Linked DNA regions of Homo sapiens: regions 1 and 2 are each linked to region 3. The links are chromatin contacts, found by Hi-C or POLR2A ChIA-PET in ENCODE. All regions are on one chromosome and are shown on one strand. The core of a region is the stretch at or near the end of the contact, and the rest is flanking DNA. Distances in the headings are between cores, read along the strand shown.

Region 1 (4,474 bases), core at 1,136-3,635, 190 kb after region 3:
TCTGACCCCATAGGATATGAGGCATGAAGACTGGCCACTAAAGGAACGCTAGGAAGTATCTCTTTTCTTTCCGGGGAGGTTTAGGACCAGAACTGACTCCCACCCCCACTCCTTCACTTCCTTCTCCTCCAGTCTTTTGGAGGTCTGTTAGGCACTGCCTGGCATCCTTTGGTCTAGGTTTCGTTCACTGAACAAACCTATTGAGCCCCAGGAGCTGGCCATTCTAGGAACTGGAGACACAGCAGGAACAAAACAGAAGGAGGAGTTCACCTCCCAGCAGAGGGTTTGTTTAGGTTTGTTCTTGGTGCAAAGCTATCCAAAGGGAGAGTTACTCATGGGTGCTGGAATTGGGATGTGGAGTGAGTTCAGAGAGTGAGTCACTCTTGCTGCCTAGGGGTGGGGAAAGGTGGAGTGGCAGTGGCCGGAAATGGAAAAAGGCCAGAACTTGGTGTTTGAGGACTGGGGCTGTGTGGCCTTGAGCAAATCATTTGTTTTTCCTGTTGCTGACCTGGAAAGCAGGGAAGAGTCCCTCATTCCCCACATTGCTGTGGAATTAAATGAATGTGTTGCTCAAATAACTAAGAGCTATGCAAATGATCCTTATGCCATTCCTTAAGTCTTCACTCCCTTCTCCTAGTATGGGCACAACAATAGCAGCCCCCTCCCGCCCACGGTAGGTGTATTAAATACAAAACTATGCACAAAGGCTCAGCACAATGGTAGGTGGCACCGGGTAAGTGCTGGTCACCCTCGTTAGTCCAGTCTCTGTTCAACGCCAGTGAATTTGCCACCATCTCAGGACCCAGCTCCACCGGGAAGGAGAAATGGGTAACTGTCCCAGGCAGAGGGCTGTGAGTCAGGGTGCTGGGGCCAGGCATGGATCTGCTGGGCACTCACATTCAGGACCTTAGTCCCTTGCGGATGACAGTGGAGGAGGAAGCCCCCCGATGAGGAAGGCTTTTCTGCCTGCTTCCTTCTCCCTTGCACCCCAGAGCCCCTCATCCATCCATTCATTTCGTACATTGTGGGACTATGCGGGCAAACGGGGCTTACAAGTCAGGATCGGGTGGAGAGCAAGACAGAGGAGGCCACTGCTCTCAAGGGCCTGCCGACCAGGCGCAGGATCAGGTCACTCGCCATCTCCCTGGAAGCTAAGGGCTATTTCTGGTCTCTCCTCTGCAGGCTGGGTGGGTAGTTGGGCTGTTCCAGCTTCCAGTTCCCACTTGGCCTTGGCTTGGGGTACCAGGAGAGGGCCCTGAAACTCATTTTTTAGAAGCAGAAGTGGGCGCGGGGGCAGTGGCTCATGCCTATAATCCCAGCGCTTTGGGAGCCGAGACCGAAGGATGGGCTGAGGCCAGAAGTTCCAGACCAGCCTGGACAACACCGCAATACCCGGCCTCTACAAAAAACGAAACAATTAGTCGGGTGTGGCGGCGCGCCCCTGTGGTCCCAGCTACCCAGGAGGCAGAGGCGGGAGGATCGCTTGAGCCTGGGACGTGGAGGTTGCAGTGAGCCGACATCGCGCCACTGCGCTCCAGCCTGGGCGACAGAGCGAGACCTCATTATCTACAAGAAAATGGAAAAATACTCCAATGCACCCCATATGTCCTTGGATTCCCGGGTTGCCGCCGATTGGCGCTTTCTCGCCAGAGCTCAAAGCCAGCTCGGCGCTCCGAGGAGGGCGCGGACGGGGCGGGGCGGGGCACCCCGGCTGCGCTTCCGCGCGTGGCCGCGAGGGGGCGCGGCAGGACGGGGCTGCCAGGGCGGCCGCGGGTGAGTCAGGGCGGCGCCAGGATGAGTCAGCCCTCCGTGGGCTTACCGCGCCCCCTCCGCCCCTGGCTTCCCCGCCCGGCCGCGCCCTGGCCGCCGGCTCGCCCTGACCCTCGGGGATCCCAGGCTCTGCGCCGCCCTGCGCCCTCCCGGGACTCCCCTGCCGCCAGGAGACCGCGCCTCCCGGGAACACAGGGCAGGGCGCGCGGGCCTGGGCCAGGCCGTTCCCGCGGGCCCTCCCGTCGCTCCTTTCCTGGGGCCGGGCGTGGCTTCCCTCCCAGAGCGGGTTTCGGGGCCGGCCCCGGCTCGGCCCGGATTCGAGGGACAGCTCTGCCAAGGCCCGGCCATGGGCGGCCGCCGCGGGGGAAATGTGCCCCCTGGCTAACACGTGGGGAGAAAGCCCTCTCCGTTCTTGGGTGTACCCCGGTGTTTCGGCCTCTTCTCAGAGCAAATCAGGAAAAAATAGGAACTCCTGGGTGGGTCCCCGCTTGGCAGGTTGAAGAAGGTGTCCTGACAGGATCTGGCTCAGAAGCCGAGTGTGTTAAAGCTGCAGAAAACTTGCCAAACCTGGGCCACCGGCCTCACCTTGGAGATCCCGCCCACGGACGGACGCAGGGACTCTCCAAAAGTCCCAGAACTCACAAGTCAGCTCTGCTGGGCCTCCCACTCACAAGGTGCATGCAAAGTGCCTAAAATAGTGCCTGGCGTATAGTCAGCGCTCCACTAAGATTGCATTTTACAGATACAGGTGACCCTGAGCAACAGGGCGTTCAACTGCGAGAGTACGTTTATTCGAGAATTTTCTGCTGTCTCTGGGACAGCAAGACCAACCCTCCTCTCCCTCCTCCCCCTCTTCCTCAGCTTTTATGCCTGATCTACTTCCATTTATGAATAGTAAATACACTTTCTCTTTCTTATGATTTTCCTAATAATATTTTCTCTACCTTCCTTTATTGTAAGAGTGCAATATATAATACATATAACATCAAATACGTGTTTACCTACTGTTTATGTTATCTGCAAGGCTTCTAAGTCAACAGTAGGCTATTGGTAGTTAAATTTTAGGGGAGCCAAAAGTTATACTCAGGTGTGGGAGCCTGTAGTCCCAGCTACTCAGAAGGCTGAGGTTGGGGGATTGCTTGAGTACCCGAGTCCAAGACCAGACTGGGCAAAAGCGAGAACGCTGTCATTGAAAAAAAAAATTATGTTTGACTGCTTGAGGATTGATGCCCCAATGCTTGCATGTGCTGTTCAAGGATCAACTGTATTTTATGTGTATAATTTGAGGTATATAATTATATTTATAGATGCATATTTATATAAACACATATGGATATTTATATATCTATGCCTACTAGCTGATCTTTATGTGTGCCAGGTACTGTTCCAAGTGCTCCTCAGGCATCAATGATCTCATTTGATTTCACAACCACACAAGGACATAAGGTGCTATTATTTATCTGCATATGGTAGCTGAGGAAACAGAAGCTCAGAGAAGCGAGGTAACTTTCTCAAGAGCACACAGCTAGGAAATATAGTGCAGGAGTTCCCCCGACTCCCTAACTTTAGAGGCCGTGTTCAGATATTGGTGGAGTCTGGTAACATACTTACTATCAAGGGTTCAGCCCTTCACAGTGTCTGAAGAGCAAAGTGTTAAACCCAGCCCTGGGAGGAGGAGCCGCTTTCCTTATGGAAATCTGCTGCCCTTGCTTGCTCTGCTCCTGCCACCAGAGGACCAAGCTCTCTGGTTGTTCCCAGGTGCCAAAGGGCCAGAAGAGACTCACTTGCCACTCTTTTCTCCTTGTTAGCTCTCCATATGGCCCCAGGACCTGGTCTCTGGCGCCCGCCATTCCCTTTGCTGGTTTGTTTTTTTGTTTGAGATGGAGTCTCGCTCTGTTGCCCAGGCTGGAGTGCAGTGGTGAGATCTCGGCTCACTGCAACCTCCGCCTCCCAGGTTCAAGCAATTCTCCTGCCTCAGCCTCTCCAGTAGCTGGGATTATAGACGCGCACCACCGTGCCCAGCTAATTTTTTGTATTTGTAGTAGAGATGGGGTTTCACCATGTTGGCCAGGCTGGTCTTGAACTCCTGACCTTGTGATCTGCCTGTCTTGGCCTCTCAAAGTGCTGGGATTACAGGCTTGAGCCACCGCACCCGCCCCCTTGCTGGTTTTGTAGACGACACTTGATGATTTGGGATGAGTTATCTTTAGCAAGGTTTCCCATTTACCTGTGAGCAGAGCAGGGCTGACCTGGGGTTCATTAGAATCTCTTGAGACACGTTCAACACACGGATTCCCCCGGCCTTTTGAAAGCAGTGGTTCTCAACCTTGATTGTACAATGATACAGTGGACTTAAAGGGAATGCTCGTGCTTGAGCCCTCCCAAGAGATTCCGATTGAGTAAATCTGTGCTTCTCCCTGGGCATCAGGATTTCCACAAGCTAGGCTGAGGTAGCCCTAGGAATCTATACTTCGAAGAAACAATTCCTGTGATTTTCCTGTGCAGCTATGTTTGCAAACTTCAGGGTGGACTCCCTTTCTTCTCACTGGTAGAGTGTCCAGGATTTTCCCACTAGGGTGGTTTTGGAATAGAGGTTAGAGGTGAGTGCTGCTTTTGGAGTCCTGTCCCTTCTCAGCCTCTTCTGGCCCCTGCCTCAGTTTACTGGATTTCTCTCCTTACCAGGCACCAGTATTCTCCCCCTCCC
Region 2 (4,494 bases), core at 499-2,998, 250 kb after region 3:
TTGCTGAGGATGCCTTGGCCTTGAGGTGGCCATATCTACCACTTTGGGAGGGGTTGGAGGTGGGCAGTGGTGAGTGGATGGAGTCCAGGAAGGAGGGAGAACTTTCTTCCCAACTTCCCATTGTCCTCCTGGAAAAGCAATGGCTACTTGGTTACTCTGCTGAGCCCATGGTCAAAATGATACACAATTTTCAACAAGGGACAGGTGGCTTAATAGAAAGAATAGTGAGCTGCTGCCTGCACAGCTGTGCCACCTAGGGCCTGCTTCTTTATGGGGTGGGCATCAGAATCATCTGGGAAAATACTTGTTTTTTTGAGACAGGTCTCAATCTGTCACCCAGGCTGGAGTACAGTGGCACAATCTTGGCTCACTGCAACCTCTGCTTCCCGGGCTCAAGCGATCCTCCTACTTCAGTCTCTCAAGTAGCTGGCACCACAGGTGGAAGCCACCATACATGGCTAATTTTTTTTTTTCTTATTTTTTTTGTAGAGACAGGGTTTCACCGTGTTGCTCAGGCTGGTCTTGAACTCCTGAGCTCAAGCAATCCACCCACCTTGGCCTCCCAAAGCTTGGGATTACAGGTGTGAGCCATGGCACCCAGCCTACCTGGGGGATTTCTAAACATGCACCTGCCTCAGCAATCCCAGGGGACTCTTTGTGCTCCCAGGGATTCTATTGCACGCCTCTGTTGAGAATGACTGGACTGTGATGGATATAAACTTGGGCTCTAATTCTGGCACTGCTACCTAGGAGCTCTCTGACACTACACACTTTCCTCAGCTTCTCTGAACGTTACAGTCCTCGTTTGTGGAAAAAAAACAGTATGATACCTGTCCTGCCTTCAACGTAGGTTGAAGGAGAGGATTAAATAAAGTGATGCATGTAAAACATTCTGAAAACTGTGAAGTGTTACAGCCAGCCGGATTCCATAGGGAAAAAAAATGACAATAATAATAAACCCTGAGAAAGACGTGAGGTGACACTGGGTCAATTCATGGGCCCTCTGTGGACGGCTGTTGTGTCCTCCTGTGATCGGAGAAGGCGGCTGGGTGGCAGCGGGGGAATTTAGGACACTGGGGTTCTGTTTCCTGGTTTGTGTGGGAGTCTGTGTGAGCGCTGGGTAGTGGAGGAAAATGGATAAACTTATCTGCTTCACACCTGCAAACTGCCATCCAGAGCTCCACTAAGACTGGATGGGAATGGCCAAAGGAAAGTGGGGAAGGAAGGCTAAAGGGAGACTGTTGGCTCAGATTTTAGGCTTCTGTCCTTCCTTGGATCACAAACTGCTTCCGTGGGCAAATTAACCCTGCTGAAAGGAGTTATTACAGCAGCAGATAACAGAGAGAGAGGGGATTTTCCTGGGTTGGGCAGGAGAGGAAACCTTGGCCTCTTTATCACCCTCCTTCAATAAGATGCTTGTCAGCCCTGGTTTTTGTTTTTGTCATCTACTAAACTTGGGAGAGCATTAGTCATAGTTGTCCATAGCACCCAGGAAGTAAGCAACACACCAAATACTGGGGATGCAAGTTTCCCACACCAGCAGTTTTCCAGGCCCCAAAATACCAGTCACGCTTTAAGAAAGCCACAGAAGTGGAGATAGGCCCTCCCTCTTCGCACAGACTTCAACATTTAAAAACAAGTCAGGCCACCCAGACCTGTGGGCTCTGGGCCTCGCCCATCTCCATGGCAACCCTTGGCTCACTACTGCATGCCAAGCCTTGGATGGGCTGATTCACTCCTCAGGAAGCCGGGCCAGGCAGTGCCAGCAAGAACAAACAGGATCCCGATGCCCACAGCCTCCTCCAACCCTCTCTGTGTCCTCCTCTCCCACCTCCAAATGAAGGCTGGGGCTGTTGTCTTTGGAAGGGCAAAGCCACTTGGGCAGGACTAGAGGCTTTGGGGTGCTCCCTTATCCAGCTCCACCACACAGTAAACACCGGGAACAAGAAAACCAAAACTCCGCTGTAATCAGCAGAAGAAATTGCCACGACTTGCTCTCCTTAAGCGTCCCAACTAAACTACTGTAATAGCTCATGGCGGAATTTCTAGATGACAACAGGGCATATTACTAACTTTAGTTTTACTACAGCCAAGTTGAAAAGCCCCAGAGATCACAGCCCTAGAGAACCAGAACTCCCTTTTGTAGGTATGACTGGTTGGTCAGGCGCATCCTGGGGGCCATCTCTCCTCTCCAGACAACTTCTGCTCTTGGGACTTCTACCGAGCCACTGTCTGAAGGCAGTGCTCAAACCTTCAGAAATTCTTATCTTCAAAGGCAACCCAGGAAACTCTTCTCTATGCCAGTCCAGCAGCTCTCGAAATGACCCCAGACCAGCAGCAGGATGACCCAGGAACCTGGACATGCAAATTCGCAGTTCCCTCCTAGACTCACTCAGTGAAACTGGAGTGGGACTGGGCCGGCACTCTGTTTTCCAACACCTCCCCAGGTGACTCTCATCACGCTCAAGTTTAAGAACCACTACTCTAGGCCTTCATTTACACACCAATAATCAGGAAGGACAGAGAAAAGCTCTCTCTGGGGGTTCTGAATCCAGAGAATAGCTTTCTAAATGCCAGTGCCGAAAAGCCTGAAGGCATGGATGGGAGGTGTGAGCTTCCTCTGAGCTGGAGGTGCTTTGTGTGTGTTAGGGAGAGCTCACTGCCCAGCCCCACGAGGGAGCAGGACTGGCACCTACTACTTTACACTCCGATCTGGAGAGTGGGGCATTTGGGGGCTCAAATGCTTTGACCAGCACTGTGAGCCACGGGGAGGGAACCTGGGGTCACCCTGGAAATGCGGCATTGTGACCATTAAGGGTGAGGATGCAGAGAGGTGGGAAGGCAGGAAGAGGTAAGAAAGGAGAGAGAACGGCTGGACAACTCTGTGCTGAACCCACTGAGCCAGGAAGTCATGGTAAAGGGCTCAAGTTGGAACCTGCGTTTGGCTCCCAAATGCACATCCACCACCCAGGCCCTGCCTGCGTGAACTCTCCTCTGGTAACAGGCCCTGGTGACTCAGTGGGCCCGTGAGAGGCTCCCACAACCTGCAGCAGGGCACTCCTGGTAAGAACCTCCCCCCTGAATTCTGCAGCCGGCTGTGCTCCCTAGGCCAGCTCGCTGTTATGCATGAGACTGGACTTCTCCTCAAACCTCCCCGAACTCTAGAAAAACAATTTTTTAAAAGAATACACTCAGAGGCTGATGGTCAGGCCTCTGACCTGACCTAGCACTTTGGGAGGCTGAGAGGGGGGCGGAATGCTTGAGCTCAGGAGTTGGAGACCAGCCTGGGCAATATGGTAAAACCCAGTCTCTACTAAAAAATACAAAAACTTAGCTGGGAATGGTGGCACACGCCTGTAGTTCCAGCTACTTGGGGGGCTGAGGAAGGAGGATGGCTTAAATCCAGGAGGTCAAGGCTGCAGTGAGTTGACACTGCGCCACTGCACTCCAGCCTGGGTGACAGAGACCCCATCTCAAAAAAAAAAAAAAAAAAAAAAAAGAGGCTAATGGTCAAGTTGCAGGTTGTCTAGCTTAGGGAAAATAACACCACAGTAGCAATTTAACAGTAGAAGTTACTATGTACAAGGACCCACGCCCCCGACACATTACAGGAGGTGGTTTATGTACAGTCTCTCACTGAATCCTCTCATCACCCTCATTTTATGGATGAATCAGGCTCAGAGATTTTAAGCAACTGACTCAAAAAGACACAGCCAGGAAGAGGCAGAGCTCAGATGGAACCAGCTCCACATAGACGACTCAAAGCTATGCTCTTCTCGATGCACGGTGCTTCCTCACTGGCCAGGGGGTGACTGGGAAAGATGTGAATCCCTGAGAAATTTTCTTGGGGGACAAGTGGGAGGCTTGGACGTGTTGAATTTGGCAAAATGCTCTGACTTAAGCCTTAACCTGGTGACAGGGTTTCCCTGCCTGCTGCAGCTTGACAACAGATGCTTTCAATTTGGGGTGTTGACCCTAGCCCTGGTGGGGGCCAAGAGGGAGGGAGGGAAGATGCTGGCCCGTAGCTTCTCCCTTGGGTTTGTTCTCTCCCGCCATTGAGGCTGGGAGAGGTGGTGGTCCCTGGGAAGCTGCACCCTCAGGCGCTACCTTCCTTCCACTTCCTACCCCTGGTGTCTACACAAGCAATGGTGACCGTGGCTCTGCATCTCTCTGGGACCTGGTTTCTGGGTGTAGGTGTTCTAGGTGTCCAGAAAATTCTACATACGAAGAATCAACTTCCTTTTGGAAGGCACAAGGAGTGAACTGAAGGAGAGGCATTGAGGCCACCCTTCTTGGTGTGGACATGAAGTAGATTTTCCTTCAATTTCCATTGTAAATTAATTTCCAAGTTGAGCTCCACAAAGCGAGTCTCTGCCAATGGGGCATTCTTACAGGCGCTTCCAGCAAAGTGCAAAACTGATTCCCTTCTTTATCCGTCTTCCCCAAACTGGGGAAGTCTCAGAAATGAGTGTTTTATAGACAGGTGGAAAGATA
Region 3 (4,504 bases), core at 1,623-4,122:
GCAGTGAACCGAGATAGCGCCACTGCACTCCAGCGTGGGCGACAGAGGGAGACTCCGTCTCAAAAAAAAAAAAAAAAAGTTTAAAAAATGCCACCCCCTCAACCCCGTTTTTTTGAGACAGGGTCTCACTCTGTTGCCCAGGTTGGAGTGCAATGGTGTGATCATGGCTCACTGCTTTCTTGACCTCCTCAGGCTCAGGTAATCCTCCCACCTCAGCCTCCCAAGTAGTTGGAACTACAGGTGTGTGCCACAATACCCAGCTATATTTTTTTGTATCTATTTCTTGTAGAGACAGGATTTCACCATGTTGTCCAGGCTAGTCTTGAACTCCTGGGCTCAAGTGATCCTCCTGCTTTGGCCTCCCAAAATGCTGGGATTATAGGCGTGAGTCACCATTCAATGATTTTAAGTTTTTTTTCAGGGGAAAGTTGGTGGGAATAAATAGGCATTCATGCTGCCAGAAATATTTCCTCCCATTCTTTTTTCTTTTCTTTTTCTTTCTTTCTTTCTTTTTTTTTTTTTTTTTGAGACAGTCTCATTCTGTTGCCCAGGTTGGAGTGCAGTGGCAAGATCTCGGCTTACTGCAGCCTCCGCCTCCCGGGTTCAAGTGATCCTCCTGCCTCAGTCTCCCGAGTAGCTGGGACTACAGGCGTCCATGCCCAGCTAATTTTTGTATTTTTAGTAGAGACGGGATTTTGCTGCGTTAGCCAGGTTGGTCTTGAACTCCTGGCTTCAAGTGATCCGCCCTCCTTGGCCTCCCACATTGCTGGGATTACAGGTGTGAGTTACTGCGCCTGGCCCTTTTTCTTTTCTTTTGGAGATAGGGTCTCATTTTGTCACCCAGGTGGGAGTGCAGTGGCGTGATCTCGGCTCACTGCAACCGGAACATCTGGGCTCAAGCTGTCCTTCCGCCTCAGCCCCCCAAATAGCTGGGACTACGGGAGTGAGCCACCACGCCCGGCCCCATTCTTTTTGTCTTTGGGGGCTTATAATTTTTTGCAAATTTTCCCAAATTGTCATTTTTCCCCCTAACTTGCCATTTTGATGTGGTTTCAGGAGGAGAATGGGATAAACACATATGATGAATGCATTATGTTTCCAAGTGCAATTGTTTCCTTAAGAAGACTTGTGACATTTGGATAGATAACTTTGGTGGACTTTTTAGAGAATAGATGTAAAGGATGGCAAGACTGGAAGCAGAATGATGTATCATTGATCTTAGGAGGCACTTGGGTTTTTTGTGTGTGCTTGTTTGTTTGTTTTTTTGCATTTCAATATCTTCTAATTGGGATGTTTCACTTTAGCTATTAGTCAGACAGCAGTCAAACTATATTTGTCATACCTGCTCATGAGCATCAAAGCTTGCCAAATGGGTGTCTGAGGCTTGGAAGAAAACTCTAGAGCCTGGAGAGGAACACTCTTAGGAAATGCTGCATCACCAAAGCCCTTATGAAATGCACAGAGGACTACATTGCGTGGAAATTAGTGGACATCCAAGACTGAGTCAAAAAAGTGAATCATTAACAATCAGTCTCTGTGAAGTTTTAGGGATAGTTACCATGTTATTGTTTTCTATTTCCCTTTTTATGCATGCACAAGAGTGAAATATAGAAATCGGTATGTATATAAACCCATATTTTCAATACATGTAAAACAAAAATGCTAAGTGGTAAGGAAAGCATTTGTCACAGATAATTTGCAACCTTTTTTCTTTTTTTTTTTGAAACAGGGTCTTGCTCTGTTGCCCAGGCTGGAGTGCAGTGGCGTGATCTCGGCTCACTGCAACCGTCGGCTCCCGGCTTCAAGCGATTCTCTTATCTCAGCCTCACGAGTAGCTGGGATTACAGGCGCCCGCCACCATGCCTGGCTGTTTTGTATTTTTAGTAGAGACAGAGGTTTCGCCATGTTGGCCAGGCTGGTCTCGAACTCCTGATCTCAGGTAATCTGCCTGACTCGGCCTCCCAAAGTGCTGGGATTACAGGTGTGAGCCACTGCGCCCGGCCTTGTAACCTTTTTTCTTAGCGGGACATAAAATAATGGTGAATTTTCCAACTGATGGAGTCCAGGAAAGGGATAATAGTGAGCAGAGGGGAGATAATCACTGGAATGCCAAGAAGGAAAAATCAACTCGATTTGGCAGATTACTGGGGGAGAGGTAAAGGTGAAGGGGAGGAAATCTAGGATGGTTTCCACGTTTCTGGTCTGGGCAACTGAGTCGATGTGGTAACCTCGACTGGAGCAGGTTTGGGAGGGAGTTCAATTTAGGAAGGCTATGTTGAAAGAAACGAATGAACGAAAGCTTCGTGCTTGCTTTGGTGGGACGGAACCCCGCATCCGGTATCTGGCACCAGGAGCTTGTGGCTGTGTCTCGAGGCTCCTGCACCCTCTCAGAGCGTTAGTTAGAGGCGGGGCGGTGGTGCGGAGCGAGGGCCAGAGCAGGGCACCAGGGCTGGGCGCGCACCAGGAAGCCGCCGCCTCCAGCTGAATGCGCGAGTCCCGGCGCGGGGTGGGGCAGGGGCGGGCACGGTCTTCAGTAACTGCCTAGCGATTGGTTGGGAGGCACCACAAATGCCTAACAAACTGCTGAAGCGCCCTCCGAAGGGACAGACCTCATCTCCACCCCGCCCCGTCCCTCCGCCAGACTGGAGCGCAAACTATGGTCGCATTGATCACTGAAGGATCCTCACAGCAACCGCTCCTTTCCGGAGTCGGATGAGAGGAGAGTTGTGACTGGCAATTGGCAGGGGCGGGGCGGGCTAGGCCTGTAGCGCTGGGCGACCGTCCTGGGCATGGATTGGGCCGCGGGGTTGTCACCGTTATCCGGGAGGCGTGGTCAGCACTAATAAAGGCGGAGGCCGGCGCGGCAGCTGCAGTAAGTTCCAGCGCAGCTAGACCGCGGGGTAGTCGGCGCGAGGCGGAGCTTGGCAGTTCCGTCCACTTCAGCCGCAGCGTCCCTCACCGGGTGTCTCGCCGCAGCCTCCGGAGAGGAACAGACCCTCACTCTCTCTGTCAGAAAAATGTGAGTTGACTCTGGTGTGGGGGCTCGGCACCTCCTTGACAACTCTCGCCCCAAGCTCCCGATTCTGCGGGACGGAAAATGGCGCAATGCAGCAGCTGCAGCAACGCGGGGAACTACCACCGCGCGCCGCTTCCGGACCGGGCCACCCCCAGGGAGGGGGGCCAGCACCCCATTCTCGCACCAGCCACAGCTAGCACCCCACGGGCGGGGCAGGGGCGCAGGGGTCCCACAATCATTGCACCCTCTCCTCTCGTCTGAGTGGCGCCTCATTCTGGTTTTGGTATAGTGGAGACTCGGAGAGGGCGGGGGCTGGGGGTGGTGGATGGAGACAACTGGGCAGGGGACTCGAAAGGTATTTCTGTCATCTGGCTAAATCACTACTCAGCGCCTCAGGAAAGACAGTCATGGGTGCAACTGCCAGTTGGTAACTTATGTTGCCCTACAATCTCTGGATTTGTTTACCCCTCACCCAAAGTGTGATGTCTAGCCCCCCTCATGGCAGTGAGCAAAGCTGCAGAAACTTATCTGCCAGTTCTCTGGCACCAGGTGAGCAGCTCAGAAAGACTCAAGGGGTAGTGGGATAGTGGCCTGTCATCCCAAGCGGCTGTTCATACCAAGGCCATTCGTATAGGAGATGTTTTTCTATCACCGAGTCTTACCAAATAGTTGGAGGAGAAATAGGGAGAGCTGAGCTTTCCCCCTTTCCTCCAACACACACAGTTTAGTCTCCAGCAGTCTTCAACATCACCCCCTTCGCATGATCTTGAGGGAAAACTACGGCTAAACAAACGAAGTACTTCTCTGTCAAGACCTCAATATGTCTAATACAGATTTTTCTTTCTGATTACTACCCTGGCCTGGTCCTAGATGTATTTATGTTGCTTCTCTAAGTGACAAAAAAGGGAAAGATTTACTTGTGTTACATAAGGGTTGTAATTATCCCTAGATATTTTACTGTTGAGTGTTTCCAACTCCCAACAAGTAGTAAGTGAAATTGGCCTTGCAAATACTTCATAGCCATTTCACTTTTTCTTTTTGATTTCTATGGTTTTAACCAGATATGAGTGTTCTATGCATTTTGGGCAAGCCGTAGAATTCCAGTTGTTTTCATTTTGGGGAGGGGGCTTCCAGATAGTATCTACGTGGGATGAACAGAAGGCAACAGAAAAATCGTGGTGGCTAGCGGGGCATCACGAGGTCTCTGACCTTAATCTTGTCATTGGTGCTACCATCCTGGACTGCTTCCAACACTGGCTGCTACCTACTCATTGAATTTTCTGCCTTAAGTCGAGAGCTAGATTGCTTAGCTAGCTCAGTGGCAGGACAAGAGTCTTGTGGCTCCCATGACTTTGTGTCTATCTTTGCTTTACCTCCTTTGCACCTTAGAGGGAAATGGAAAAGTGATTCTTCAAATGGGGAATGAGTCAGGTGTAATCTGCTACCATAGCCTCTCTGAGGAGTTATTCTCTATCTTTTTAGACTAAA

What was found. A loop is a pair of places that touch in the nucleus more often than their neighbours do. ChIA-PET counts read pairs that join two places held with the same protein, here RNA polymerase II (POLR2A). Pooled maps may share reads with other maps.
Region 1: a loop to region 3 is called in a pooled map, with 3 times the contacts of the local background. The contact joins the enhancer-like site here to the promoter of VAMP1 in region 3. A Hi-C loop is called at or near these places in 3 of 168 maps with a recorded cell type or tissue (PC-9, chondrocyte and mammary epithelial cell), 1 of 37 single-sample maps with no recorded cell type and 9 of 50 pooled maps. POLR2A ChIA-PET finds 5 or more read pairs at or near these places in 6 of 52 experiments (A549, AG04449, CD8-positive, alpha-beta memory T cell and 3 more).
Region 2: a map of PC-9 shows a loop between it and region 3 (6-fold over the local background). The contact joins the enhancer-like site here to the promoter of VAMP1 in region 3. A Hi-C loop is called at or near these places in 3 of 168 maps with a recorded cell type or tissue (Calu3, PC-9 and psoas muscle) and 8 of 50 pooled maps. POLR2A ChIA-PET finds 5 or more read pairs at or near these places in 6 of 52 experiments (A549, HEK293T, WTC11 and 3 more).

What each region holds. Positions count from the first base shown.
Region 1 is chr12:6,276,147-6,280,620 of GRCh38, reverse strand. All of the region lies in intron 2 of LOC105369625 (a long non-coding RNA gene), which reads left to right. Among named protein-coding and RNA genes, the nearest start is that of PLEKHG6, 32 kb to the left of the region's middle. RefSeq lists an enhancer at 324-618 and a silencer at 1,628-2,107. Within about 2 kb of position 2,385, at least 32 of the 41 ENCODE cell types and tissues checked have a DNase peak (open chromatin) inside an H3K27ac peak, as active enhancers do; they include PC-9 and mammary epithelial cell, where a contact is called at or near this core.
Region 2 is chr12:6,213,350-6,217,843 of GRCh38, reverse strand. All of the region lies in intron 1 of CD9 (CD9 molecule), which reads right to left. Among named protein-coding and RNA genes, the nearest start is that of CD9, 15 kb to the right of the region's middle. RefSeq lists enhancers at 1,986-2,489, 2,490-2,991, 2,992-3,495 and a silencer at 2,367-2,661. Within about 2 kb of position 1,748, at least 24 of the 41 ENCODE cell types and tissues checked have a DNase peak (open chromatin) inside an H3K27ac peak, as active enhancers do; they include PC-9 and endothelial cell of umbilical vein, where a contact is called at or near this core.
Region 3 is chr12:6,469,045-6,473,548 of GRCh38, reverse strand. It overlaps VAMP1 (vesicle associated membrane protein 1), which reads left to right and starts at 2,872. Exons shown (of 5, transcript NM_014231.5): 1 at 2,872-3,019. The coding sequence starts at 3,018. It also overlaps a transcript of TAPBPL not described here. RefSeq lists silencers at 2,321-2,580, 2,791-2,840, 3,341-3,390.